Regions from separate parts of the Mus musculus genome. Here all the other regions are linked to region 5. The links are chromatin loops, found by intact Hi-C in ENCODE. Cell type or tissue: left cerebral cortex. All regions are shown on one strand.

Evidence for each region. Peaks named below come from ENCODE experiments on the same cell type or tissue, not always from the same donor. Only the 100,000 strongest peaks of a DNase experiment are listed, where the experiment ranks them.
Region 1: it touches region 5 in a loop (3-fold over the local background); 11 of 42 quality-filtered maps call a loop at or near these places.
Region 2: a loop joins it to region 5, with 11 times the contacts of the local background. A loop is called at or near these places in 6 of 42 quality-filtered maps.
Region 3: a loop joins it to region 5, with 3 times the contacts of the local background. A loop is called at or near these places in 25 of 42 quality-filtered maps.
Region 4: it touches region 5 in a loop (3-fold over the local background); 15 of 42 quality-filtered maps call a loop at or near these places.
Region 6: a loop joins it to region 5, with 5 times the contacts of the local background. A loop is called at or near these places in 17 of 42 quality-filtered maps.
Region 7: it touches region 5 in a loop (3-fold over the local background); 20 of 42 quality-filtered maps call a loop at or near these places.

Annotation. Positions count from the first base shown.
Region 1 is chr12:32,895,743-32,899,742 of GRCm38, forward strand. The region is part of intron 2 of Gm33484 (a long non-coding RNA gene); the gene reads right to left. Among named protein-coding and RNA genes, the nearest start is that of Gm33484, 11 kb to the right of the region's middle. In left cerebral cortex, a CTCF peak has its summit at 1,947 (motif pointing left); DNase peaks (open chromatin) are centred at 950 and 1,926; H3K27ac peaks cover 938 bases.
Region 2 is chr12:32,817,638-32,821,637 of GRCm38, forward strand. Nampt (nicotinamide phosphoribosyltransferase) reads left to right here and starts at 2,698. Exons shown (of 11, transcript NM_021524.2): 1 at 2,698-2,989. The coding sequence starts at 2,933. In left cerebral cortex, a CTCF peak has its summit at 2,314; DNase peaks (open chromatin) are centred at 1,951, 2,543 and 3,130; H3K4me3 peaks cover 2,346 bases; H3K27ac peaks cover 1,808 bases.
Region 3 is chr12:32,289,761-32,293,760 of GRCm38, forward strand. No RefSeq gene overlaps it. Among named protein-coding and RNA genes, the nearest start is that of Gm33308, 45 kb to the left of the region's middle. In left cerebral cortex, a CTCF peak has its summit at 2,484; DNase peaks (open chromatin) are centred at 2,428 and 3,258; H3K4me3 peaks cover 363 bases.
Region 4 is chr12:31,975,213-31,979,212 of GRCm38, forward strand. Prkar2b (protein kinase, cAMP dependent regulatory, type II beta) reads right to left here. Exons shown (of 11, transcript NM_011158.4): 5 at 707-813. Among named protein-coding and RNA genes, the nearest start is that of Hbp1, 27 kb to the left of the region's middle. In left cerebral cortex, CTCF peaks have their summits at 560 (motif pointing right) and 1,510; DNase peaks (open chromatin) are centred at 1,588 and 2,588.
Region 5 is chr12:32,377,632-32,381,631 of GRCm38, forward strand. Ccdc71l (coiled-coil domain containing 71 like) reads left to right here and starts at 1,158. Exons shown (of 1, transcript NM_001162903.1): 1 at 1,158-4,000. The coding sequence starts at 1,353. The coding sequence ends at 2,009. In left cerebral cortex, CTCF peaks have their summits at 1,986 (motif pointing left) and 2,187; DNase peaks (open chromatin) are centred at 1,095, 1,444 and 1,992; H3K4me3 peaks cover 3,269 bases; H3K27ac peaks cover 1,686 bases.
Region 6 is chr12:31,947,728-31,951,727 of GRCm38, forward strand. It overlaps Hbp1 (high mobility group box transcription factor 1), which reads right to left and starts at 2,518. Exons shown (of 11, transcript NM_153198.3): 1 at 2,469-2,518. The coding sequence starts at 2,483. In left cerebral cortex, CTCF peaks have their summits at 1,673 (motif pointing right) and 3,185; DNase peaks (open chromatin) are centred at 1,769 and 2,709; H3K4me3 peaks cover 2,499 bases; H3K27ac peaks cover 2,503 bases.
Region 7 is chr12:31,966,244-31,970,243 of GRCm38, forward strand. Prkar2b (protein kinase, cAMP dependent regulatory, type II beta) reads right to left here. Exons shown (of 11, transcript NM_011158.4): 7 at 970-1,071. Among named protein-coding and RNA genes, the nearest start is that of Hbp1, 18 kb to the left of the region's middle. In left cerebral cortex, CTCF peaks have their summits at 1,517 (motif pointing right) and 1,719; DNase peaks (open chromatin) are centred at 165 and 1,520.

The sequences.
Region 1 (4,000 bases), 520 kb after region 5:
CCCCCCCCCCCCGTGGTGGTCTATAAAGAGAACTCAGGCTGCTGCAGGTGACAGTGTGGAGGTTACAGGGTGCAGGTGACAGTGTGGAGATGGCAGGGTACAGGTGACAGTGTGCAGGTGACAGTGTGCAAGTGACGGTGTGCAGGTAACAGAGTACAGGTGTCAGAGTGCAGGTGACAGGGTACAAGTGACAGGGTGCAGGTGACAGGGTGCAGGTGACAGTGTGCAGGTGACAAGGTGTAGGTGACAGGGTGCAAGTGACAGGGTGCAGGTGACAGTATGGAGGTGACAGTGTGCAGGTGACTATGCAGGTGACAGGGTGGAGGTGACAGGGTGGAGGTGACAGGGTGCAGGTGACAGTGTGCAGGTGACAGTGTAGAGCTGTCCTTCTGTCACTTGCTCTCATCTTGCCTCAGTTTCCATCAGGGTGGATGTGAGGGGACTGAGGGATGAGTCCAATCTTTGATGTCTTAAATAAAAGGCTCTCTATAAAATACCTAAACCTAGTTAGTACTTGGTGTTTAGTCCCAGCAATGGGATAGCAGAAGACAGGTTTACAAAGCTTAGTCCCTCAGGCATCACAACCACCAGAGACTCGCCTGAAGTCTAGCTCTGCGGGCTGTGAGGGGTGCCGGTACCATCAGTGCTGTGGGGGTGGGGTAGAATCCGCTTCTCTAAGTCACTTGACTCTTTGGCTCTCGGCTGTTGCTCGTTCCATCTTTGGGAGAGGTTCATGAGAAGGTTTAGAGGGAGGAAAGGAAAGGAGGAAATGATAGCATTACAATATCTCTTTAAAAATTAAAAGGAAGAGAGTGGAAGAGACAAGTTCTCGAAACAGCCTGGATGCTGAGCTCAACCCAAAGCACGGGTGTAAGCTCTGGCCAGCAGCCCTCAGAGGCTTCCAGCTCAGCGGCCCGAGACTCCTCACTGAAAATATCCAGCATCTGATGAGGCAGCTGCGGGTTAAATTTAGCCTTGGCAAACTCAGGCCTTGGCTGGATGCTGGAAGCATCTGAGTGGATGGATGGAGGGCCGATGGATGCGTGGATAAAGAATGGACACATGAACAGGTGGATGGACAAATGGACAGACAGGTGGATGGATAGACAGATGGATGGACTTAGCACAGGTAGGTGTGAGAGCCTGGGCTACTGTGGCCTGTGTGATGATGATGCTGACACCAGGAGAGAGGCAGAGCTAGAGGAAGGAGATGAGTTGGGAAGCCCTCCTCTCTCAGTGGCCACCAGCCTGGCACAGCCCTTTGATGGCCAAGGGAAGCATGAAGATAGATGCAAGGAAAAGGAGCCATAGAGACGGTGAGAATCTGTAGAGCCATGTCCCCTGGAAAACTGCTGTGAGGGATCATCCAGTAATGTCACATTAGCCAAGTAAGGTCCCGCACTGGGTCCACAGATATTCAGTGTGACCTTTGTCCTAGCTGTGTGTCAGAGGCCACCTCAGGGCTTTTATGTCATCATGATCCAACCGTTATTTGCTTCCTCAGTGACCTGTTAAAGTGCGAACAACTATGGACGTTGCGTTTCCTTGGTTAACGCAGTTATCGTTGCTGTCCCTGGAAGGGGTAGAGGACAGAAGGGCAGGGAAGGAATGATCAGCATGAATGAACTAATGAATGGAGTGTCTCTTGTGTTAATATGCTGACACTGGAGGAAGCAGTACATACAGTAACTGTAGCTGAATACAAAGAAATTACCTTCCCCGTTTGGTAGATGAGAAATAATGTGCCTTATTTGGGGCTTCCATGAAGATTAAATGAGAGTATTTGACATGAGATAGCTCACTTCAATAGATGCTGGGTGAACTTGGTCGTCAGAGGGCCAGAGAATCCCTCCCACCTCACGGTTTGCCAGTCTGGCTTTAGCATCCTCCGGGCCAGCAGGTCGCCTGAGTATCACACGACTACACTGCCACCTTCTGGCCACCTGGAGTACTTCAGCTGTGCTGCCTTTTGAACAGGTCCTGCCCAGATGGACCTGCAGACTCAGACTGTCCTGCACTGAGCTGAGCTGTACAGCTGTTGGAGCAAGTCACCTGGGACTTCAACAACCTGGATTTCAGTCTTCTAAGCAAGGTACGGACACTGGGGATCAACAGCCCAGTTCCCCCATTCCAATCCTCATTTACAGGTTGTTGGTCTTAACTGTGTACTGTACTGGAATGTCCTGCACACACACACACACACACACACACACACACACACACACACACACACACACCATCTGCATCCTACACCAGACCTATGGGATTAGGCTCTCCAGGAGGCCTAGGGGTGGTTCTCCATGAAAAAGGAAACCTTCTCAAAGTCTCAACCCAGTTCTGAGAATTGAGAATTTGGTGCCTCTTTGTGTCTGCTCCAGTCACCTTTAGTCTTTCACAGCTGTATAGATGACACAAGCCAGGCTCTCTGCACTTAAAATCAACACAGGGAGCTAGAGACAAGAGGAGGTAAGGACAGAGAGAAGCGAGAGCTGACTGAACAAAACAAAGGGGAAGAAAAGTGGCCACACTGAAGCAGGTGGAAAGGAAAGAAAAAGAGAGGAGATGAGATTAGGGGAGAGACATGGAAAATGGGAGCTGGGCCAGAGGCAAACAAGAACCTAAACAAAATCAGTGGACAAATACTAGAGTAAAAAAAAAATTCAATGTATGGTTAAGATCAATATCCAAAAAAAAAAAAAAAAAAAACCCTTGCAGATATTAACAAGGTTGAGATAGCACACTAGAATAAGCAAAGATACCGAAATTCCCGGTACACAGTTTCAGAGGATTGCTTTTGCCTATATAGTTGACAAAACCCAGAAAGCCACTTACTTATTTCTTGGAGTGTGGAAGAAGGAAATAGTTTCCTAAATGCTGTTGGCAGTTATGAATGTGAATTGTCACATTTGAACACAAGAAGCTGGCACCATATAGCAAAATGCACCACCCATCATCAGCCCACCATCCCTGGGACCAGATGGATGCCTTAGGGACACAGCATTGTGGACCAAATGTTGACATATCAGGCTGGTTTGATTATGGCTCCATACAGCAGCCATGATAAGTGAGAAAGCCATGCATGTCACACTGGAATTTAAGGCCTGAGATGTTTCTTTGTAAGAATAATAAGAAAGCAACAATGTTCATAATTTTGTGCCACTATGGAAAGCACAAAATGTCAGATGTGTGTGTGTGTGTAGCATACAGTGATATAGTAATATTGAATGTTTCAGCTAGTTGGCTATCACCTGCTGTGTTTGTTATTTTAAATGAATATATAGGAATATAAGTAAAGGTGTCTTAGGATTTCTATTACTAATGTGAAACACCATGACCAGCAGAGTTTATTTTTCTTACAATTCCACATCACTGTTTAGCATAGAAGGAAGTCAGGGCAGGAATGTAGGGTGGGTGGGAACCTGGAGCCAGGAGCTCTGCAGAGGCTCTGGAGGAGTGGTGTTTACTGGTTGGCTTCTCATGGCTCCCTCTTATAGCACCCACAGCCACAGCCCAGGGGTGAAACAGCCCACAGTGGGCTGGACCCTCCCCATTAGTCATTAACTAAGAAAACGCTGTACAGGCCCACCCACAGCCGGATCTTTCTCAGTGGAGACTTCCTTTTAGATGAGTCTAATCTGTGTCAAATAAACAAAAAGCTAGCCAGCAGAGTAAGAATGGGCAGGCACACAGTAGGTTGACAGCATGCGTTACTTGAAAAGGGAAGGGGGTTTCTGTGGATAGGAGAATAAAGACAGAGTAACTGCCTTAACAAGGAAAAAGGAAAAAAACATGGAAACCTTTATAACAATTATAAATTCTAGGTATATCTATAAAATTGTACATGTGTGTTTACACATATACAGTGTTTTAAAATACAGCAGCGATGTTGAATCTGGTGGCACAGTCCTGAAATTCCAGCTACTCATAAGGCTACAGAAGGAGGATCACAGGTTCAAGGTCTGTCTTAGATACAGAACACATTCAAGGGCAGAAGGAACAA
Region 2 (4,000 bases), 440 kb after region 5:
AAGGTTTTTAATCTTGTACTATTTAATAGAATTTATTCCATATTCAAACAAATGGCTATCCAAGCCTCAGAGTTTCCATCCTGTCTGCATGCAGCCCCAATTGTCAGACATGAAGTTATGCTAGTTAGGATTTGACTTGTGTCCTGCTGTGTTTCTGATTTGCTTCGTTTCTATCCCTCATCCCTGTGTTCCCGTTTCTCTTTTGCAGAGCGGGAATGCTTACTCTGTACCACTGTATCTTGAAAGCTAACATTTTGTTTTGAACTCTGCAGAGAGCTTGGACTTAAAGTTTTGAGATATTAAGGATTCTTGAAGATGGACTAAATGCATTTTATACATCAGATGGTGATGAGTCTTTGACCAAAAGTAGAATTTTACGGTTTGAATAGGAACTGCCCTCTTCTGGCTTATATGTTGAGAGCTTGTCAGCTGATGGTACTATTTGGTGAGATGATAGAAATGTCATGATTTGGATGTTTGCTAGAAGAAGGTAATCAGGGCATGTTCCTGGGACTATACCTTGTCTCCATTCCTGCCCTCTCCTCACCACCTCCATTTTTGACTTCTATGAATCTTTCCTCTATCACTCATTCTGCCATGATTCCCTCCTCTACTCCAAGTCCAAAAAAGACAACACTGAGTGATATGGATCAAACTCTGAAACTATGAGCCAAATAGATGTTTCCTCTTTTATAACTATTTCTCTAAGGTATTTCCCCATTGCCAAATATCTAACACATGTGGTAAGAATAAATAGCAAGTCAGATGGGGCAAATTGGGGTCTGTGGCAAAGGCCTTGAGAACCAGAGCTAGTATACAGAGAGGGGAATGAGTGAGACACACAGCATATAAAGTTTGCAAGTCCAATGGGCCTCTCTTTGCAGTGATGGCCGACTAGGCCATCTTTTGATACATATGCAGCTAGACACAAGAGCTCCGGGGTACTGCTTAGTTCATATTGTTGTTCCACCTATAGGGTTGCAGTTCCCTTTAGCTCCTTGGGTAATTTCTCTAGCTCCTCCATTGGGGGCCGTGTGACCCATCCAATAGCTGACTGTGAGCATCCACTTCTGTGTTTGCTAGGCCCCGGCATAGTCTCACAAGAGACAGCTATATCTGAGACCCCAACTCTTAAAAGTTGATCTGCTTCCTTCTAGTCAGTCCACACTAGCATATAGCCCTTTGCGGGAGAGGGGCTTTTAAGAACTCTAAGAACTTCAATAGTCACCTTTTCCTCTAAAGATTGCTGTGGGATTAAGCCAGTAATATTCCTGCAGACCCTACTCTTGAACTTATCTAGCAATGTCAGTATGCTTACAATGTTAGCATTTTTACATTTTGGGCTTTTTCATTTTTATACAGGGAAAAAAACTGAAAGATTGCAAGATCAAATTTTGTTTTTAGAAAACACTACCGTGAACAAAGACTACTTTGTAATTAGAATCTTATCCCCACCCCCACCTCCACCCCCCACCCACCCCCCACCCCCCGCATAAAACAGCCTAAAATGGCGGTCAATTGTAGATGAATGGATGCTGTAGCTGAGCTCTTGGATCCTTTGAAAGCTGTTTGACTTTTCCTGGAGAAAAGTCTCAACAGTCCTTTGTGTCTTAAGGGGAAGGTTAAATTGAACCCTCTCAGACGATGAAGGGACAAGACCAAACTGAATCTAACATTGTTGAGAAGTCAAAGGCAAAAGGAAGCTACTAACTTGATGCAGTCTGTGCCAGTTTAGTTATACCGATTTCCCCCTGCTACTTGTATTCCATAAAAACAAAACAACAACAAAGCCTAAATCTTAGAATTCTTAAATGCTATTAAACATGCAAAGGGAATTTTAGTTCTATGCAAAACAAATTTGCAACTCTGTATGTGAAAACTGAACAAGAGGACAGGCTCATGGAAGTTGGGTGACGTCATCAGACGTCACTTCGCTTATTTGGGAGGTTACTAGCTCTTTCCCCCACGATTTAATGATTTAAAGGAAAACAAAAAACCAAAAAACAGATCCACTGTATAAGACTTGGCTGTATGCCTTTTACTTCCCAACAATATTAGATTCAATTTGGTCTTGTCCCTACATTGTCTGAGAGGGTTGAATTTAACCTTTCCCTAAGACGCAAAGGCTTTTCTCCAGGAAAAGTCAGCCTTCAAAGGATCAAAGAGCTCAGCTACAGACTGAGCGCGGAGAAAAGCAAGTCCACGCGCCAGGGCAACTCAGACCGCAAGCAGCTCCTCTGATTTTAAAGGAAAATCTAGAGGATCGGAATCCACAAGACGGATGGGGACCAAAGATTCCATCCATCGTCCAAGCGGGAGACAAAGGTAATTCAGCGCGTGCGGGAACAGGGAGACGACAGTGGGTGGCTCCTTGGCCTTAGCTGGTGGCGTGACTCCAACAAGACTCTCAGGACGAGCAGGGACTGGGTAGGACAAGAGGAAGGTCCGGGTTGGGGCGGGCAAAGAGACTCCCGGCAGGAGGGGCGAGGCTGGGAACGCCAAGCCACGCCCCTGCATCAGACCACGCCCCTCAGAGGCAGGCGCCCAGGTCACGCGCTGGGGTGACGGTCGGCTTTAGGCCCGGGGCGGGCGCAGCTGAGGCAGAGCGCGTGCCTCACGTCCTCCTCAGTCCCCCCCGCCCCTGCGCTGCGCACGCGCAGCCGTGCCCCGCCCCTTGTCCCCGGGATGGGCGGGGCGCGGAGCCGCCGGGAAAGCCGCCGGAGCGCGCTGGGCAGGGGAGCGCGCTAGCCTCCACCGCCGCGTCACGGACCTGCCCGCCCTCCCGGCCCCTCCCCGCGCTCCGTTCCCTGCTCTCCCGCCCCCCTGCGAGCGAGCGGTGACTTAAGCAACGGAGCGCAGCGAAGCCCATTTTTCTCCTTGCTCGCAGCCGCGCCGGGCAGCTCGTGGCGCGGCGTCTCCGCTCCGGCCCGAGATGAATGCTGCGGCAGAAGCCGAGTTCAACATCCTGCTGGCCACCGACTCGTACAAGGTGGAGTTGCGATGGGGGGGGGGGGGGGTCTCCGGGCCCGGGGCGGCGGGAGCCGGCGCGGCGGGATGGGGCAGGTGGAGGAGCCGCAACGCGGTGGCTGAAGGATGGAGGCGCGGGCCGGAGGCGGGGCCTACGCCGCGGCGGGGGCGCGGCCGGAGGCTCGGCGGGATGGGCGCACGCTGCAGCTACCGTAGCCGCCGGCGGCCTTGGCTCTGGGACAGGGAGGACTGGATGAGACCGTGGGACGATCGGGCCGGTTAGGTAACAGCCCCTGGCTCGGCAGGTACGGTCCTGCCCCGGGGAGCTCGGGGAGAGGTCCTGGCGGTGTGCCCCTCACCCAGCCAGTGGTCCCAGCGCGGAGGATAACCCGGCCCCGGGAGCCGCGTCTGATTCAGCTGTCCCACTCGGTGGGGTTGCATTTCCAACTCCCTTGCACCTAGGGATCATTCACGTGCCTGCCCCCTGGTTGCAGAGGCCAGTGTGCTCTGGCTCTCCAGGATCAACTACGTGATTTCTGTGAAATGGAAAGTGAAACACCAAGAGTTAAAGGAACTGGAGTTATAACCCTGGAGAATTTGTGGGGAGAGTAAAATGGCACATTGCTTTAAGGTGCCTATTGAGTTGACTCTTGCACTAATTCCATTTGATATGCACCTTAGCCAAGAGAGGAATGATGAAGAAATGCCCGCCCGCCCCCCCCCCCCATACACACTGTGAAATGAACTGCACTGATCTTCAGTTAAGTTTGTTAGCCAAGACGCTTAAAAGATAAAATGTCAGACTAGTAGGACCCTCGCGAGAACAGATTAAATTTTAGCTTTCAAGTTTAGTATTTACTTGAACATCGTGATGGTTTTGAGTAGCGATTTAGGCGTAGTACTCTCGTGGTTTTGTTTTGGTTCTTTGCTTTTTACTTTTTGTAGCCCTGTAATCTGAATGTTTCAGAGTCCCATTTGCTTACATACTAGTTTGTCCTTTTTTTTTTTTTTTTTTTTTTTTTGGTAAACTATT
Region 3 (4,000 bases), 88 kb before region 5:
CATCCATCTAACAGCAAAAGTAGCTTCCTTGCTCTTCACAGTCAATGGGAACAAAGATCATGGGCTTCTACACAGTTTCCAGTGACGTCATAGACCATGAACAAGGTCCTTGTTGCAGTAGGACCCCAGACCCAAACAAGACCCTTGCAGGCTGCCCCAACTGCCTGTGGACATATCACCTTAGGTGGCTGTGCAGGCTACTCAGACCAGTATGTACTCCTTCCCTGCTTCCCCCCCCCCCCCCCACGCTGGGGACAGCATGACCCAAGGAGATCAACATGGCTCCGGGTAGTAGACCACAAACCACAGACCTCTGCCTGGCCTTTGATGGTAAATTAGACCATGAACATCAACACACACCTTGGTGGCAATAGGACCTTTGTCCCAGATGTGGCCCTCAATGGCAGCAAGGACCCAGCATGGGTGGTTGCAGGCCTGGCTGGCTTATCAGACTGTTGGCTCTTCTGCCTGCACATCAGCCCCAGGTGGGGGGGGGTGTTCAATTTTTTTTTCCTGATGAATACTGATGCAAAAGTTTTCAATTAAATTATTCCTAACTTGACCTGGCTTGGAGGCACAAACCTTTAATCACAGCAGCTGGGAGAGAGAGACAGGCATATCTGTGAGCTTGAGGCCAGCCTACTTTACAGAGTGAGTTCTGGACTACACAGAGAGACCGTGTGTGTGTGTGTGTGTGTGTGTGTGTGTGTGTGTGTGTGTGTGTGTGTGAGCGTGCATGCTCTCTCGTGCACATGTACACACACACACACACACACACACACACAGAGCTATTGAAAACTGAATTCAAGAACACACCAAGGAGATTATGCACTGTGACTTAGTTGTTTTTACCCTGAGATGCAGAATGGTTCAACATACATAGCCCAAAACTTATAATGCAAGATATAAATAGACTTGAGGTAAAAACAGAATCACATGGTCATTTCTATCAATGCTAGTCAGACCCTTGGCAACACTCAACATCACTTTGTGATAAAATCCCAGAACAAGCTAGGAATAGAAAGAACATAGTTAAACACAACAGAGGTTGTATATGACCAACCCATAGTTAATCTTATAATAAATGAGGAAAAGCTCAGAGCACTTTTCTTATAGTCTGGGTGGAGTGAAGGATACACACTCCTTCCATCCTTATTGCATACAGTACACAATGGTTTAACCAGAGGAATAAGACAAGAGAATTATGTTTGCTATAACTATTCGTCTACAAGACTCTGTGTGAATAGAAGTCCTTACTACCCTTGAAGCATACACCCAGGACTAAAATTGCTGGGTCACAGAATGGCTCTGTCTATCTTACATGGATTTTGAATATGACAGGGAAACTGGTTACCTGGAGAATAATGAACAGGGTGATTGAATACAGTGGACAAAACGCTGTAACCATGGGTCTCCTAAATTCTACAGTGCACACCGCTGAGTAAGGAGTCAGGAGTGATTAATCCATAGACTGGTGAAATATTCCCTCACAGAAATACCAGTTTATCAGGTTCACATTGCTAGGGTGTGGTGTAACCTAGACCTGCTAGAGATGATGCAATATTTGAATTTCAGCAACCCCCCCCCCCAAAAAAAAACCAAAAACAAAAAACGGATGGAAATTCCCCACATGAAAATGAAGCAGGGCTGGTGAGGTGGCTCCCTTGACAAAGCATTTGCTTCAGGACATGATGACCTGAGTTCGATCCCCAGTACCCACAAGGTGGAGGGAGCCAATCTGCTCCTGCAATTGTCGTTTGATCACAAGGACAGCACAACACCCAGTGAATAACAGATAAGTGGAAAGCAAAATGAAGGAAGTAAAAAGCAGCTGTTTAGTGGTAGTAGTTTGATGTCCATTGCAGTGGACTATGAGTTCTTTACTAACTCAAAAACTTCTATATAGCTAGAAGAAACGAACAAACAAAAACAAAACAAAGAAAGAAAGAAAAAGGAGACAAGGTTAAATCACTAAGTGCCCACAGAAGCCAGAGAAATGATGAATGAGTTAACAAATCAGGCCTCTCTGGGTGCCCTGCTTCAAAGAACCTTGGCGAATGTGGTAGTCTCCAGAATATGTCACTTAAATCCAGACTTCGTAAAAACACAAAATGACAACCACGGAAAATGTACTGACATTTAAACCAAGCCCTGGGCGACGATGGGTAAGCTCCTGTAATAAAGAAAAGAGAAAAGAGACCGAGAAAGAAAGGGCGAGGGAAATCGGCTACAGGAAAAAACCCCAGACTTTCAAGCTGATAAACTTGAAGAGCAGGGAGTGTGATCTAAGGCGCCTCGTTTTAAAATACCTCAAAATTACCACAAGGTGGCGCTCTCGGGAATTTGACGCTCCAGACAATCCTGCTTCCCTGAAGTCCCGCTTTGTAGAAGGGTGGGCTGAAGGAGATGAGCCAGGCAAGGCTGCTGTGCCCTCTTCAAGGCCTGGGGTAGCTCTTTGACTTCCAAGCCTAATCTTACTCTCAGCGCGAGATCCATTAAAAACAGATCTTGGTGAGGCAGTCTGAGTCGGTGCTGCTGACCCCTACAGGCCACACTTGGAGTAGCAAAGGCTTAAACAACTGGAGAAATGAAGACTCGAATCTATCATGTTTAGAAAATTGTTTACAGAACAGCCTCTGTTCTGACCAATGGGATGATTCCATTACTAAGGTATAATGTTTGGGTTGTGACTTCAAAATACACGAGTATCTTCTACGTATTTCTGGATAGAATATCGACACAGGGATTAGTTCTTTTGGTTCGCCTAAAAGAGGACATTAACCTTGGAATGACTAAGCAAAACCACGAAAGCAACTTCCTCTCCTTCTCTCTCTCTCCCTCCCTGCCTCCCTTCCATCTTTTCCTCCTCACTCTCTCTCTGTTCCTCTCTTCCTTCTTAACAGAGTCTCACTAGGCTGCCCAGTCTGACCCCAAACCCAAGATTCTCACGCCTCACCCTTCTGAGGGGTTTGTTTGTTAATAGAGAAACCTAAAGCTGCAACCTTTTAAAACTCCTGCTATCCAGAGCCCAGCAAATGGAAGCGAGTCTCCTCTGCCAAAGCCAGGCTGCTAATTTATTAAGTCCAGTTAGAGGGACAGAATTCACGTGACTTAGGAAGCTGAGCGGCTTGTGGAAATGTTGACAGTGTGCCGAGGACCAGACACTAGGTGGAGCTTTCAGAAATGACTCTTGAAACCACAGTACAAAATGGTGTCACTGGGCAGCTGCTGTGTTGGCCATGTCCTGGTGAGGACGTCACTCTGAGCAGGAAGTTGTCAGGATTGCTGTGTGCTCCACAGGTCTGCCCCTGCTGCAGTGTGTACCAGGAAAACCAGGCCCTGTGGACTCATAACAGTCAAAATAGCAGTGACTGGCACTGAGACCTCTGCCCATCTAGTGGCAGAGAGGGCCAGTTCCAGAGGTGCCTGCCAGCTAAGGCTTGTACTGATGCATCGGGTTGGCTACATCTAAGTCTAACTTAAAACCAAATCTAGGTCCAGTACCTGGGAGATGGAGGCAGGGGGATGGATGAGGATCCAAGATCACACTTGGCTATGTGGGAAGTTTGAGACCAGCCTGGGCTACCAGAGACCCTATGTGAAAAAAAAAAACATCTAAATAATATATCTACTGTGGAATATGGAAAACGTAGTTTTCAGCTTTCTGGACTCAAAGGCTCAAGAAAATACTGTAAGCAAGGGAAGTCTGGAACCCTCTGCCCTCAAACTTCACCAGAATCCAGAGAAAATAGAGAAGAGCAATAATGAAATTGTGGAGCTTTGAATAAGAAGGGGCCCATAGGCTCATATTTGGATGCTTAGGGAATGGCACTAGGAGGCGTGGCCTTGTTGGAGGAAGTGTGTTATGGAAGTTGGAGTGGGGTTGGGGAGGTTCAGGGGTGGGGATAGGTGGGTAGTGGGTGAGTAGTGGGTGATTGGTATTTCAAATACTCAAGCCAGGCCCAGTGGCTCTCTCTGTTCCTGTTGTCTGCTGTTCCAG
Region 4 (4,000 bases), 400 kb before region 5:
TACTACCCAATTTCTGTGAGGACACAGGAAGTGCTCACTCTACTGGTTAAAGGATACTAAAACAGTAGGGGAAAAGGCTCCCTTCCTTACCCTATGCCTTCTGGAATACCTGATTCTTTTAGTTAATAATAAGGACATTGTATTGTGGCGATACTGAGTGGGCTATACCATCACTTAGATTCTTTGGTACCATGTCTTGCTCCAATTCTCACTGTAATTAGCATCTACTATATGGCAATATTACTTTCTACCTGCCCAATATGAACGAGCAAATCAAGGCACATTCATTTCTGTGACTTACAGATTTACTTCTTCTATAAACTGACTCCTTGCATGACCTGCTGCAGCTCTGTTGTATATATTCATGAGATGTTTACATCATACAGTAGTAAGGTTGAAGAGAAACAATTATCAGATTAACCTGTTGGTTGTCATAGCAACTGCTAGGGTTTTACACAGGTTTTTTTTTTTTTTTTAAGATTTATTTCTTTATTTATTTCATATACGTGAGTACACTGTAGCTGTCTTCAGACACACCAGAAGAGGGCATCAGATCCCCATTACAGATGGCTGTGAGCCACTATGTGGTTGCTGGGAATTGAACTCAGGACCTCTGGAAGAGCAGTCAGTGCTCTTAGCCCCTGACCCATCTCTCCAGCCCACACAGTAGGTTTTTAAACTTCAGTAATAAAGCCAGATGACTTACCTGTCAATGACGTAAAAGTTGTCACCGTCATCACCTTGGTCAATTACGTGTTCCCCTTCTTTGACCAATTTTTCAAACATGGCATCTAAAACTTGGGACATCTGCTCCTATTTTAAATAGACAAAATAACTTTATGTGTATCTAGAACACAGTTCCTCAAGTAACCGTATAATTTTTATATTTTTGTGAGAGATTTCAAAGAAATGAGAACATCATTACCATTGAGTTTTATCAAAAAAAATACCATTTGTCTCCCTCACCACATACAAGTGAGGTTATTTATTCTCATATTCAACATCTGAATGAAAGTAATGATAATTGGCCTACTTTAGAACACTTCAAAGTATCACCACTTTACATGGAAAAGAACTACCAAACCACCACACATCTTGAGGAAAAAAATTTTAAAAGCTAAACTAACTAGGATGATAAAGAACTGTTTCAAATTTTTGTAAACTATCTGTTCTTAAAACCTCTTCTATTTATCGCTAGAACTAGGGAGGCAGTTCCCTAAACACCTGGTGAAATTACATCCTAACTTCAATTTTACAGTTTGTGTCAGTGCCCAAAACAAAACAGAACAAAATACAGACCGAGGTGCAGTGGAGGGAAGCTAAACAAAACCAAAACAACAAAACAAAAAGCAAAATCTGCCACTGTCTTTTCTGTCAATGCATTTCCCTTAAAAAACCAACATCTACGTCTCTAGGAAAGCTCTTGACGGATTATTAAAGCCGCATCTAACAGTGCTGGAGGGGCCAATGAGAACAGCATGGGAAGCAGCCACACTAAAATCCTGTGCTCCACCAGGGTGCAGCCAAGAGACAAAGACGAAAGCCTGAGAATGGCTTCAAGGTGCAGGTGGATCAGATACCAACCTTCCCATCAAGTCCCTCTAACCCAGACAACACCCAGCAGCCCAGACTTGACTTAATTTCCCAGACAAGGATCAGAGAGAAATCAAACAAGCTGGAATAGGCGCACCAAACCCCAGTGCCGGGAAAGCAAGCTCTTCACTGCCGGGAAGACGCTCCCAGGTCTAACAGCTAGCTCACAGGCTGCCCTGCTTCCTCAGGGCTCTCAATCTGCTTTTGGTTGGCAGCCTCAACGCAACCCCATGCCATAGGTGTCCCAGGAACAGAGCAGGGTTTTAGACAGTGCTGCTTATCACCCAGAGACGGCTCAGGATGACATTATACACAAAGGCATATAAAAGGATCCTTACAATAAAAGACAAAAACCTTAAAACATGACTGCTATTGTTCTCTTAGGTCCACAGGTGCGCTGAGACAACTGTAGGGCTCCACACTTCCCCCGCCTACTCCATTACCAACAGCCCTAGCACTGGGGGAGGTTTGTTACGACTGATCAGCGCTCAGTGACTCTCGGACCCTGGTCTGCATTTACCTTTACGGTTTGTTCTTGGTGTTACACATTATAGGTATGACAAACATCAAATGACACATGGCCCCCGATTGGATTATTTTAAGTATATAAAATTAGAAAGAGTAAAACCCAAACGATGAAGTCAACAAAGAAAGGGAAGAGGAAACTAAAAATGAAGAAATATGGAATGAATTTTCCAGAACTAGAAGACACAAGATTTTAGGCTCTCCTGTGGCCAGCAAAGACCCCATGTATAGAGATCCGAAATACTTCTGAGGAGGGTGTGCCTTAGAATAATTTTGGAAAGAAGATGCCCAAAGTCTCTCAAAATAAAAATAAAGAGATACGCAAACTAAGATTGAAATAGGATTCCACTCCTCTCACTTAGCAACGTTCACTTGTGGAGGACGGCATGAGGAAGAGACATTCTCACTGGCTGCTATGGAAAAGTACAAATGGAATGAACAAATCATGGCAACATTTAGTAAGCTCTCAAATGTGCAGCCTCCACTCTGACCACTCCTTCTCCAGGAAGCCACCATGAGGTGACATATGCTGTGCCACTATTCACACATCACAGCATCACAGAACAAAACTGACGCCTCCCTACGGTGCTGGGTAAATAAATACACTGCACATGTTCCTATACATTCAGCACGTGGGGATTCCCCTGCCTCCACCTTCCAAGGGAGTTGATGGCTGTGGCAGGACTCTCAGAAAGGTGCAACTGAAAATGAAAACCTGCTGAGAGGAGTGGGCAGGGGGAGCATGATGCACATATGGATGCACTGGCCATCTTCCGTCTCGCTAGTCCTGCCCCAAGGCCGGCATGAGGACCACAGGACCACGAAACATGGGGTTTTAACACAGCGTAAAGGCCCGCCCAAGTGTAAGAGCGATCGCGGAGCTGTCCTGCTAATGTGTTCTGCAGCTGCAGCAATGCTGAAACGCAGACTCCTCGTGCACAGAAGTACTTTTCAAACTGTGCTGAGTTCAGGGCTTAGTGCAGAGGGACTTCAGTCTGCAAAACAGGATTCCAACTCCATCCTCAAAGTACGTTTAAGCCACTACATTTTGACATTAGCTTTCTGAAGTCAGAGTACAAACTAACGGGTTTTATCGCAGGACTCTGCTACAGTGTCATTATCTGTGTATCTGTTCTCCTTCCCTGATAATGTCCCCCTGTCCCTCGTCCCTTGACAGGTTGCTTCCTCCCCATCTCCCAGTCATCCCCTCTGCTTTCACATCAGTCACCCTTTTACTCCTCACCCATTTCCCCTTTCCTTTAAGTTAAGGACATGTCTCCTCTGAGTCTCCTTCCTAACCCACTTCCCACGCATGGAAATTAGAAGTACATAGGCTGGTGTATATCACTAAACATAATGATCTCTGGTTTTATCCCTTTTCCCAAAAACATCAGACCTAGTCCTTTACAACAGCTACTAAGTGATAACATTAGTGGAAACCAGCATGTTTGAACTAGTGCATCGAGACCTTACTATTTTTCAGAGGAGTTGTAGTTTCATAGCAAGTAGAGAGGGATGCACAGATTTCCCATAAGCTGCTTGAACAAGCCTCCCTCAGCATCTTTAGTCCCCACCAAAGGGCTCCATTTGTTGCCTTGAACCTACAGACACACCATTTTCACTCAATCAAGTCACAAGTGAAAGGACATGGCTACAGTTTCTCTGCCCCAGCAAGAGTCTGAAGCCAGCTGTTCATCTTTTCTGTCCCTTGAGTCCTGGTTACCACTGAGCCCATTTTACAGACTCCACCTACTATTAGGGGATGTCTGACAGGTTCAGGTAGGGCTAGCCTTTTCAATCTGGCTTCTTTGACTTACTAATACATGTTTCCTTTGTGCCTTTCCATGGCTCCACAATCATTTCCTTCCACTGAATAATATTC
Region 5 (4,000 bases):
GATCACTAGTAGGGTGCAGTCTTCATATGTGTGAAGCTCTGGGTTCTATCCCCAGCAAGGGGAATAATGAAGTTTAAAGGACTTCAAAGAAAATTGCAATATAAATGCAAAATATATAATTACCTTGTTCTAAGCAATTTCAGTGCTGCACTCCATTTCAAACAGGCAGTGCTATTTCATACATCCATTTGGTATGCATTCAACGCCTATTATGTGAATAGGCAGCGAGTTGAGAGTGAATAGAGGAATTGACAAAAAGGATGTCTACTACTGTCTTCCCAAATACAAAAGGTGATTCATTCTTAAGGATGTATTCTTCTCAAAGAATCTTATTGATTACGTGGAATACTACATCAAGGATAGAGATGGTGCTGCGAATGGCAATTTAATACCAACTGAAATGTGGAATAGCACTCTGATTTAAAAAAAATGTTTTCTTTCAGCAGAACAGCTTTGCTGCCATTGCTGTTTGTCCAACTTGAGCAGACTTTTTAGTTCATACAGTATTAACTCTTTTCTTTCCCAGTGACCTGTACCTCCTAAATGTGCCAAGATGGTTCCATTGCCCAGAAGGAAGCTGTCATCAATGCCTGAACTTTTAGTTTTCTTAAAAGATGGGGTCAAGAGAGGCAAAGCATATGAAGATGCCAAAGCAGGATTTGAGACTTTAGAAGGGATTCATGAAATGCCCATCCCTTCTAGTTTATACCCAACTCTCTCAGCTGTTATACTATCAAGTCTTGGGGTTCTCTCTCATTATTCAGACTGGTAGACTTCCCCAGCTCAACCCACAGCTGAACACAATCACCCACGACACCCCCAAACATGGCACTCACACCCACCCACTTCCTTCTCTTGACAGGGCAACCCTCATGGATCCACCCAATGGTTGACTGGCCTTCCAGGGCCTCACCATCACCCACCACAGCCACCATGTTCCACGAACTGGCCTCTCCCCCATCAGTCCCCGCCCCTCACTCGGAGAGCACCCAATGGGAGGAGCTGAGGCCGTGGGAGGCGGGGACTAAGGCGGGCCCATTTAAAGAAAGGCTGAGGGCGAAAGGAGGCAAGAGAAGAGAAGAAAGAGAAGCCAGGGGAGGGGGCGGGCGCCGTCCAATGACAAAGCCCCGGGGTGGGCGCCCGCCGCTGCCGCCATCTTTAGCCCGGCCACAGGACAACCAGCGCGTCCTCCGCCCCGAGGGGGAGGGGCGGCGAGGCGAGAAAAGTAGCGAGCGGCGCCGGGCGGAAGGCGCCAGCACAGGCTAGCAGCGCCGGGCGGAAGGCGCCAGCACAGGCGAGCGCCGCCGAGCCGGGCGCGGACAGGGACGGCGGGCGGTCCCGAGCGGCCTCTGATGCGACGCGGCGTGAAGAGGCGGCGGCGCCGGCCCCGGGCTGCCTGGGGCGGCGGCTACGGAGCGGAAGGAGGGGCCGGGCTGGAGGCGCTGGAGGAGAAGGTGGTGTACTCGCGGTCGCAACTGTCGCTGGCCGGAAGCACGGAGGCGCTGGGCGACGCCTTCAAGCTCTTCATGCCCAGCAGCACGGAGTTCATGAGCTCGGAAGCGGAGCTCTGGAGCTTCCTCTGCAGCCTCAAGCACCAGTTCTCCCCGCACATCCTGCGCAGCAAGGACGTCTACGGCTACTCCTCGTGCCGGGCACTGGTGCCCGACCCCCCGGCGCCCGACAGCCGCCCCGCGCGCCGGCCGCGCCCGCGCGCAACGCCCAGGAGGAGGCGCCGTGGAGCTCGGGCTGCCGCGGACACCCGTAGGCCGCGCCCCGCCGCTGCGGCCGCGGAGCCCGGGCCTCCCGCATCCAGCTTCGGGGGCCGCACCCTGGAGGAGATCTGGAGGGCGGCCACCCCGACGCTGACCAGCTTCCCGACCATCCGCGTCGGCGACGACGTGTGGGGCGAGCGCAGCCTGGCGGTGGCGCGGCGCAGGGCGAGCCAAGTGCTGCGAGTGGACCTGGACCCGGTGGTGAGGCTGCGCCGCTTCCCGGTGCACCGGCTGTGATGCGCGCTGCGGCGCCTCCTGCCGGCCGCCGCCCGGGGAAGCTTCCGCGCGCTGGAACGGACTTATGTCAATGTCAGTCGAATGTTTACAGAACCGGCCCCCTTTGGTGCACTTTATGCGCGAACTAGGCCCCTGGATGCGGTGCGGCGCCGCGGTCCAGGATCGGGACAGGTGCGGCCCCCACGCCCGCGGCCAGACGGGACGGCCGGACCCGCGACAGAAGTCCCTTTGCTTCCCAACCCGGATGGAGACGTCTCCAGAACCTGGAGGGACACGTGCGTTTTCTCCCTCTCGGACTCTACCTCACCGGTCTGGAAGACCTCCGAAGACTTACAAATTTTTTTCTCCAAAGGAATTTTGTTTTCGTGCTTGTGTAATACAGCCAGAATTTTACTTGCTCCTGATTCCCCTTCTGTTTTCTTTTTGACTGTCAGCCCCACTTTCTGGACAGAAGATCGACTATGTTTCCTGGTGAAGTGCTGGTGTACGCTCAGGGTATTCTGAAGGCCACTCGTTTTCTAATTTTTACTGGATTCCAAAGCTTTGATCAAGGTCGTCTTTTAAGAGTTTCAAGCTTATGACTGTTAATGTAAGGATTTGTATGGCTTTGAATTTCATGAGCTCAGTGATTAACAAGAGATGCAAAGTACAACTTTAAAATAAAAGGTTAAGGTGTTTATATATAAAGTTTTATATTGAAAGTTTATATTTACTGAGCTCCTAAGTAAAATGGTAGAATATTCTTTAAAAGTTTTGTTTAAGAAAAAGTTGACTTACTCTATTCATTTAAATTGAATAAAATTGAAGTGTTTTGAACCACATGGCTTGTGATAAAAATTGAATAAATTTTGAAGAAGATGTTGGCTACAAGAATGACTGGAATCCAGTTGGAGGTGTTTGACCTCGCTTCCTGGTGTAACATAATATTCAGGATTGTTAATGGGAAGAGAATTAAGATGGAAGTTGCTTAGGAGAGATCAATACGTGTGGACATTGTGAATAAACAGATAAACAGAATACCCTTTAGAATTCCCAGAATTGTGAATGATCTATAGGGAGGGGCAGGGGCATTTCTTGGTACCATATAACTGGTCAACGTTATTTGGCAGAAAAGTAGATCTTAATTCTTTGTTGTTGAATAACAAGAAATGCCTAAGCTAATACTCATTGTATTTCTGAAAACCATGACAATTGGTTGACAGTTTGTCCTATGAGTTTTCTTTTTCTCTTCTTCCCATTCATCATTGTGTTTGCAATCTTTGATAGCTGAAGGCCACAGGAATCAAAACATGGAGCCACACAGTACTGACCCTTCTTGTACTTGTCCACTTTTATAATAGCGTGTATACCATATGGCCCAGAGTGGAGTTCTTGATTATCCAAGTGCCTTTGGTCATTGGTGGCGGCAAGACTTGGTGGGTTTTTAGCCAGTGGTGCCACAGCCAGCTTTTTCTGCAATACCTAAAGGGTCAAATAGTGTTTTTTCTACCACTGTTATTTCAGATTTAAGTGTTCTGCCATGGGACATTCCTACAGGGCTGGAACTTATTAAGCACTCAGCACTAAGGTTTATCTCTGCTTGGCAGTTTCTGAGAATAATGACAGTTGCAGTTTTGACTCTTGTGTTTCTAGAATTCAACGGCATAGCTTTCTGAATTAAGTATTTTAAGTTTTTAATAGTTCATGAAAAGAGCTGTGAGTTTAATTTTAGTGTTTTTGTTTTGTAAAAAACCACACACACACACACACACATATATATATATATATACATATATGACTTTATGCCAGTTTCCCACAAGCCTCGGTCTTTTATTCACCACTCATTGATAATACATTGTTACAAATACTGTTACTTGAGTACATGAAAGGTGGGTCACCATGAGAGGGAGAGTGTTAGAGCTGTGTCATGGGAAGCTAAGACAGTTTGGTTATTAGCTTCCATTGCCAAATGTATTTCAGAGACATGGGATTTTCTTCCCAGAAAATATATT
Region 6 (4,000 bases), 430 kb before region 5:
CAAAACCTTCACACGCATAAAATAAAAAAATAAATCAATGTTTAAATGAAATGTTTATATGACAGAAAATACTCTCCTAAACTTAATTACAATCCTGGACATTTTCATATTACGACAACCTGTAAAACAGCCTCTTCTTTTTTTTGTTCAGACCTGGTGGGCTTAGCACTCAGGAGGCAGAGGCAGGAAGATCACTGTGAGTTCTAGTCCAGCCTGTCTATACAGTGAGTTACAGATCACCAAACAAGCAAGGCAGCATTTCTATAGCAGCGTTAATAGCTTTTTATTTTCAAGGATTGCTAAGGATGGAAGACTGACAGGAATTCAAGGCCAGCCTGGATTAGACATCAGACTCTTCAGGACAGGTAGTTCAATGAAGACTATGCCATCTGTCTTCTCTCTCTCTCTCTCTCTCTCTCTCTCTCACACACACACACACACACACACACACACACACACACTGAAGTAACCAAAAAAAGTAAAAAAAAAAAAATGCTCTAATAAGGTTAAATTTTAAATTTCACTCTTTTTTTCAAGTAGCCCTGGCTGGTCTGGAACTCAGTATGTGTCCAAGGTCATGACCCATTTTTCTGCTTATACCTCCCAAGTGCTGGGGTTACAGACCAGGTATGGGTTTAAAAAATTCTAACTTCCATAATGAAAATGTAATATAAAGTATGACCAGGAGTAAAGTAAATGCAGAACAAAATATGAAAGTACACGGAATTATTACTGACTTTGGGTAGTAACAATTGAAATGATTCAAATTTTCTGAATTATGAGATTTGTTTTCCCCTTCTTGTACACATGTGAAATTTAAAACACAGAAACCATCTGCCGTTGTTTTATTAGCAGTTGGGGAATAACAGGAGAACTTGTAAGAGAGTACTGACATCTTTATTTCCAGCCGATACACAGACCAGATTGTGGTGCACACAAAGAACCTTCAGGCCCAGAGTCTAAAGATAAAATACAATAGTGATAATCTGACGGTATATTAAGAGCGGAACAAACTGCCTTTCAAGTTCACTTGAGAAATGTATGACAAAAAAAAAAAAAAACACTGAGAGGGCATCCTTGTATTTAAGTCAGGGAAGTTAACAAAGGAAGGGCTTTCCCAGGAAGAAAAGATAAATAGGTTTATAAAACTAAACTGGGAGCTATAATAGAAAAAAATTTAAAAAGGTTCTGAAATTTACTAGTCGAGTTGAAGTAATGTTCAAAAGCCTAAGGTATCTCGAAAACTTGTCTTAAGTTTTCTTTTTTCAATGTAACTCCACTTCCCCCAATACTCTTGGTTCGACAAAGCTGGGGTTAAAGGGAGAGGTGAAACACCGGAACCAAAACACAAAATTACGGCTCCAAATCACCGCTGTAACTACTTAAGTATTTATAATTGCTAAAATCATTCTTCGACTGTAACCCATCCTAAACCCCCGCCCCTCTCCCTAGAGAATAAAGCTCCCTTAAGCCCAACTGAGTCCCCCCCAGCAGGTACAAAGTGCCAGGAACCGTGTCCCGCCCAGCTGTCAGTGCCTTCGCCGGCTGAGAAGTCCCAGGGAGTGAACTCCGGAGCGCTCAGCGCCGGGAGCACGCGAAAGCGAGGCTCGGGAAGCCGGCTGCGCCCCAACTCCTTTTTGTTTTGTTTAAATCGGCCTGCAGAGGGAGGAGCCGGGCCTCGCCCGCGGGCCTAGTCGCCGGGTCAGGCCGAGCAGCGCCTCCCGGAGCCGGCCAAGTCCACCCCCACCTCTTTCGCCATTCATCGCTTCCTCCCCTCCCCCCCATCATGTGACCGCAGCCTGGACGCCAGGCTTGTTTTTCCCCCTTAGCGCAGCCCCACCGCGCACCGCGCAGGCGCCTCGGAGCCCATTCATTCGAACTGCGTAACAATGAGCCCCGGGCCCGACGGCTCCGCGAGCTCCCCCGCCCGGCCCGGGCCCCGGAGGCAGCTTCGCCTCCCCGGAGCCCCCGGCCCGCTGGAGCTCGCGGCCGGCGTCCGCCCTCGGCCCCCGCAGCGGGGAGTGGCGAGGCAAACTTTCCGGAGCCCTCCGGAGCGCCAGGCCCCTCCCCTGCCCCGGCCCCTTCCCCGCCGGCCCCCACCGCGAGCGCCACCGAGCCCCGAGCTCCGCCACCCCCACCACCCCGAGTCCTGGGAGCCGCGGCCGTCCAGGCTCGGAGAGCTCCCGGGAGGCCCGGACGGCGGGTTCCGCGCAGGGGATCCAGTGCCCAGAGTCCCAAGGGTCTCCGCTCTCGCGGCCGCTGCCCGGCCCCGAAGCTCCAGCCCCTCCCTTGCCCACCCCCCACCCCTCAGAAACCCCGCGACCACACAGAGTCAGGACGCAGGCCGTCTGTCGCGACAGCGTCGCCAGCTGCTTGCCTGCGCGTTTCCCGACGGCTGCCCACCTCTCTGTGGCGCGCCGCGACTCCCACCGCCGCGTTTACTCCTCAGCCGAAACTTTCCTACTTACCAAACCCGTCGCCATTACCAAGTCTTTCAAGCTTCGTCTTCCCCCTCCCCTGAAGCCCCCGGGGGGCTGAGCCTTCGTCCACCTTTCTCGTCTTTAATTGGTCTGAAGAACTGCCACTCTAAGGTTCCGCCTTTCCATTGGAAAGTGCCGTAGTCCGTCTCGGTGGGCGGGCATGTATTGACTTTTCTCTTGTGTTTACTGGAGAAGGTGGCTTGTCAATCACTACAGAAAGCGCTTTGGATTGGATTGCTGCCGAGACACGGGGGACGGGAGCCAAACTTTGCTATCGAAGTGGATTGTGGGTTAGTAGTCTCAGCCTTGCTCCTTAGCTGAGGAAATTACCGGGGGGGAGGAGCTGACTGAACTACATATCCCAGAGGTACGCGCACAACGCAGTCTTGATAGTAAACAAGAGTCATAGGGACACGTGTATCAGCTCGTTTGTTTTGGTGTCTGAGACAAAAGGGAGGGGGCGGAGGATAGGAGTGTTTTAAAGCCAGGGCCACCTCTCTTCCTTTAGGCCTCCCAGAGGGCCTAGAGCGTCCTTGGTTGGGTATTTCAGCACCCATTCCAGGCCATAAACAGCAGAGTCGCTTGCTGCTCAAAGTTTGGCTGGTGGCCAAGGTATTGTTTTAGTGCGAGGGGAAGAAGATGACTGCACAAGCGGAAGCAGTGCAGGCTAGCCAGGGACTTGATCACTTACAAATCACGGCCCAAGCACGTTGGGGATTACAAAAGTTGATTCAGTACTGCCCTCCCTTAGCAGATGAGCTAGACAGATTTTTTTTTTTTTTTTTTTTTAAACTTAACCAGCCCTTGACTCAATACGCCGCCAACAACAACTGGGGAAGATTTACCAGTGTCCAGTTTGACCAGAATTAGTTGAGACACAGCCAAGTGCCATGTACTGTAGGGTTTAAGAATGAGACAGTATCGGACTCAAGAATTTATACAGCTGTTTAGAGTACTGGACTATTGCTTTGAATTTGAGGCATTCGAAGCGATGTTTCCTTATTGGCCTACATTTTCTTTTAAATTAATACAGAGGAGTGTAGATAGACTGTATTTGTCCGAAGTTAGTTGCTAGGTTACTTGTGTCTTTGGTGAATATTTTTAACTGTCTCTCCCTCCCTAAGCGTTCAGACAGAAAACTGCCTTTCCACTCTGTTTCTACTAGAAGTTCCTCCTGATTTTTCTAAGGGAGTTACCAAAAGTGGGGAATGGCTTTTCTGTGTTAGTTGCTTCCTTTTAAAGGAGGTTGCTCATAGCATCTGGGTGCAGTCAGTCTGTAATTGGCATTTTTACTATTCACATTATAAGCATTACTATAGGCATTATTGAGCTTTTTTTCTTTGAACATGAAGTGTTTAATCATGTAGGGTATGGATTAGGTTTTATTTCTTCCTATTACTAGAAATGTGCTGAAATTGAGAAAGAAAGGAGTACGAATTCTGCTCAAGTCAATTTAGGGAAGAGCTCGAGGTCATCTTTCAAAACTGCCCGCATTTCTAGACCTGAAAGCTACAGAACAA
Region 7 (4,000 bases), 410 kb before region 5:
AAATATGAGGCTTTATCTATTATAAAATGTCTAGAAAAGCACTTTCACAATGAATTTTGGCAGAGCCGAATTTGTAAGGTAACGGTTCTTTCATGAACCTTCAAAGATAAGAAACAGGTGGTCTCACTGAGGAGGCATTTGAGCTAAGAAATGAAGGAGATTCATGGAGAAGCCATGGAGTTGTGGGGGAGGCTGTCCTAGGCAGACAGCACATGCATAGATCTGAAGGGAGGGCTGGCATGCGTATGCAACAGCAGGAAGCTAATGTCTATGGCAGGGTGGAAGTGCAGCAGTTAGCAAAGTTGTCTGAGAGGTACAGACAAGGGACCTCGGTGGCCTTCTTCAAAGTTATCCTGTCCTGGGAAGGTTGTTAGCAAGACTGCCCTGATCTGGAACTTAAAAGGATTCTTCTGTAGGTGGCTGATAAAAGTCATACAGGAGGCAATGAAGATACGGACAGAAGGTGGGGCTGGTGAAGTTAACAAAATGATTGGATGCTGAAGATATTCTGAAGACAGGGTAGAGATGATTTTCGACACATGAGTGCTAGTGGGGAGAAAACCGAGTGGATGCTGACCTGCTTACACTTGTTATCTGATAAACAGCTCCTGTAGACTTGCTATAAAGTCCAAAAAAGAGCCTTATTTCCAAAAAGCAGGATAAAATGTTGTTACATGTAGTAAAAGAAATAGCAGTAAAAATCTTATATCGCCATCTGTTCTTTTCATAGTAAAATATAATATACTTTAAAACTCTTGTTATCGTTATTACCACCTTCATTATCGTTATTTCTTAGGGTACTATAACACACACTCTGTGTGGAGATCAGGAGACATTTCCCACCTTCATATGGGGATTAAACTCAGGTTCCCAGCATGGCTAGCCTCACAAGACGGTCACAAGAACTTTTCAGGACACGAGTGCTTCCTAGCAAAGCAGCCAGCACAGCAGAGTGACAGCTCAGCTCACCTCTAGAGACTTGAGGAACGGCAGGGACTCGATAAAGCTCTCGTACATCTTCCTCTTTTTGGCATTGTTTTTTACAATTATTCTCCTGAAGGTCACCCTGTCCTAAAGAGAGCACAGCAAATACAAACGGAGTTACCGTTGGAACAAGGAATCCCTACAAGGCATACACAGTAACTAAAGACTTCAGAAGTAAAAGATTATAGCATAATTATAATCAACTAATAAAAAATTACATATTTTTATTTCTTTAGACACAAAATTTGCTATAAAACCATATAAAATTTTCTTTCTTTTTTCTTAGAAAAAGTAGCATTTAGACCAGTGATTCTCAACCTGTGGGCCACAACCCCTTTGGGGGTTTGAACAACCCTTTCACAGGGGATGCATATGAGATATTTACATTATGATTCATAACAGTAGCAAATTATAGTTATGAAGTACCAACAAAATCATGTTAGGATTAGGGATCACTACAACCTAAAGCATGATATTAAAGGGTGAAACCACTGATTCAGACAGAGTCCACAAGGAGGCACTGTCACCCTATAAAAAAAAAAAAATCCCAGTACCGTTGCCTCCCTGTAGATGGCAGGGTAACAAATTCAATTAAGTAGACAGGACAAGATCTGAATTTTTATATAAAAAACGAAATAGGACAGACTCAGTCTGGGAGTGTATTCTTTGTAGTATTATTTTCTTAAATATCTACTTCAGTAAGACATAAAGACACAGAAATAAAGGTACTGGCTCCCATGTTCTTGAAGTATACATGCATGGAAACGAAATCTACAAGAAACACTACTGTGAAAAGAATTAATCCAGAAAGAATTCATTCTTTATTAGGCTCTTTTTTATACCCATATAATATCATAATTTTCCTTTTGAAAATGTGAAAGTACAAGCAAACAGTATTCTTGGCTGAGGTCTTTTCCCAGAATTTACCACGTTTACAGTCTAATTGTTTCATATTTTTATGATCTCAGAAAATGCAGAACTTAATTTAGGAATGACAAAAATGTTTACACAAAGCATCTCATAAAGCTATGTTCCAGAAATTCTCATAAGATGTTTTCATTCTTATGTAAATATCCCATAATCACATAGTTTGGCATACACCAGTGAATAATGATACCATTTTAGTAAAATTAAAACTGGATATTACTTAATCAATACTTTGTTATGCCAATATACGACAGATATAACTCTAGCCATGGTGAACTGAATGTGTCCATCCTCAAGTCCGTGTGTTGCAATCCTAACCCTCAGCATGGTCCTTGGAGTAGGCCTTAATAGGTGATTAGGCCACGAGTGTGGAGTTGTCATAGAATTAGATAATTCTCATAAAAGACCCTTGAGAACTGCCTTGCCCCTCCCACTAATGAGGACATCTAAGAGCTGGCCCTCTTCCAGGCACCAAAGTTCTTGTGCCTGAATCTTAAGAGTTCTCAACCCCCAGATCAGTGAGATGTCGATGCCTGCGCCATCTTTGGTGGCTTGTGCTAACAGCCAGGCAGAATGAGACACTAGGAAGTTAAACATCTTGTTTCCAGAGTTGGTTTAGATGCCAGCTGTGCTTTGGCGCCAGCTGTCAAGCCTAATGGCCTGCCTTCAGTCAGCAGGGCACAAGTGACCTCTACATCTGGGTCCCCCAGTACACAAAATAAAAAGTAAATATAATAAAGCATATTTCTAAATTTTATGAGTTAATTCACAAAAATACTGAGTTCTTTTGAAGCCTGTCTCAGAACTTGCTGAGATAATTTTTAAAACTAAAGACGTTGGTTAATCAAAATCGCTACATGTCTGATGAAATAATTTATATCTATAAAAGTGTCCCATGTGATTGTCATATACAGTCAGATTTGGGAAGCAGGTACATTTTAAAGACAGACCTTTGTTGTTGTTAAAACAGAGAAGGCCTGAAATAGTTTAGCCATTTAGAAATAAATCATGAATTGTGTATCTCAGGAAGAATTGTCTATTAACTGCCTGCCATTTCACAAACCACTGTGACTGAACAAATCCAGGAAGCCCAATTTCAAAAGCTTTATTCCCAGTCACCTCCACAATGGCCTTTCTGAGTCACTGGTGTGGCCACGACTTCAGCTAATCTCTCAGGGCTAAGAGCTGCAGGGTGCTATTTCCAGAGTGAGGCTCTAAGATGAAGATTCCTCTCTGCCAACTGCTTCTCTTTACACCAGCACTTACAACCACTGGGCAGGCTGCAGGCTGTGGGATTCTAACATTTCCACTCTGCCTCAACTTCCCCTAGAAGTGACTGGGTATACAAATTATTCTTAAAAAGCAAGTTTCAAATATGATGAAAGTATGCTCATTATAATTTTCAAGATATTGCACTTATGCATGCCTCAAAAACTATCACTGTTTATAAATGTCAATAACATGGATAAAGCACCAAAAGAAATCTCTGAAATTTTTCTTAGAAGTTTAAGAACTGTGCACACAAAAACTCCGAGCCCTTGTACCTTGGTTACCATTAGCATCAGGGCTGAAACCATCCAGGCTTGGGGGGCAATCTGAAAATATGTGATCTTGAACTAAGGATGTGTGAAGACACCTAATTATTCTTTGACACCCTGACTGGCAACTCCAGTGGGACTTTTAGGGTACCCCTTCTGTATCAAGCAAGTCATGATGGAAACAAGATTGGCCCCACACCCCTCCCACCCCACACTCTGAGTCCTTCCTGCACAGAGATGTCTGCTCCGATGCGGCTCCTCTGTCAGTTTTAAGGCATCCTTAACATACTCGGGGGTGTGGTTCTTTCTACGTGAAAGAATCTCCATTTTTTTCAATCCCATAACTTATAAAAATGACTCATTTAATAGGCATACAATGACTACTTGGCTCCAATAAAAAAGAAGCTTGAAGTATCTTGTTTTTTTCTTTCGAGGGAGATGTTTTATGAGTCAAAGGCTGAGATGAATGGTACACTCTGTAACTCAGCAACCCTCTGGAACCGGACAGTTACAACCTCTTCTACAAAGAGCTGAGGGGGAAACCTAACACC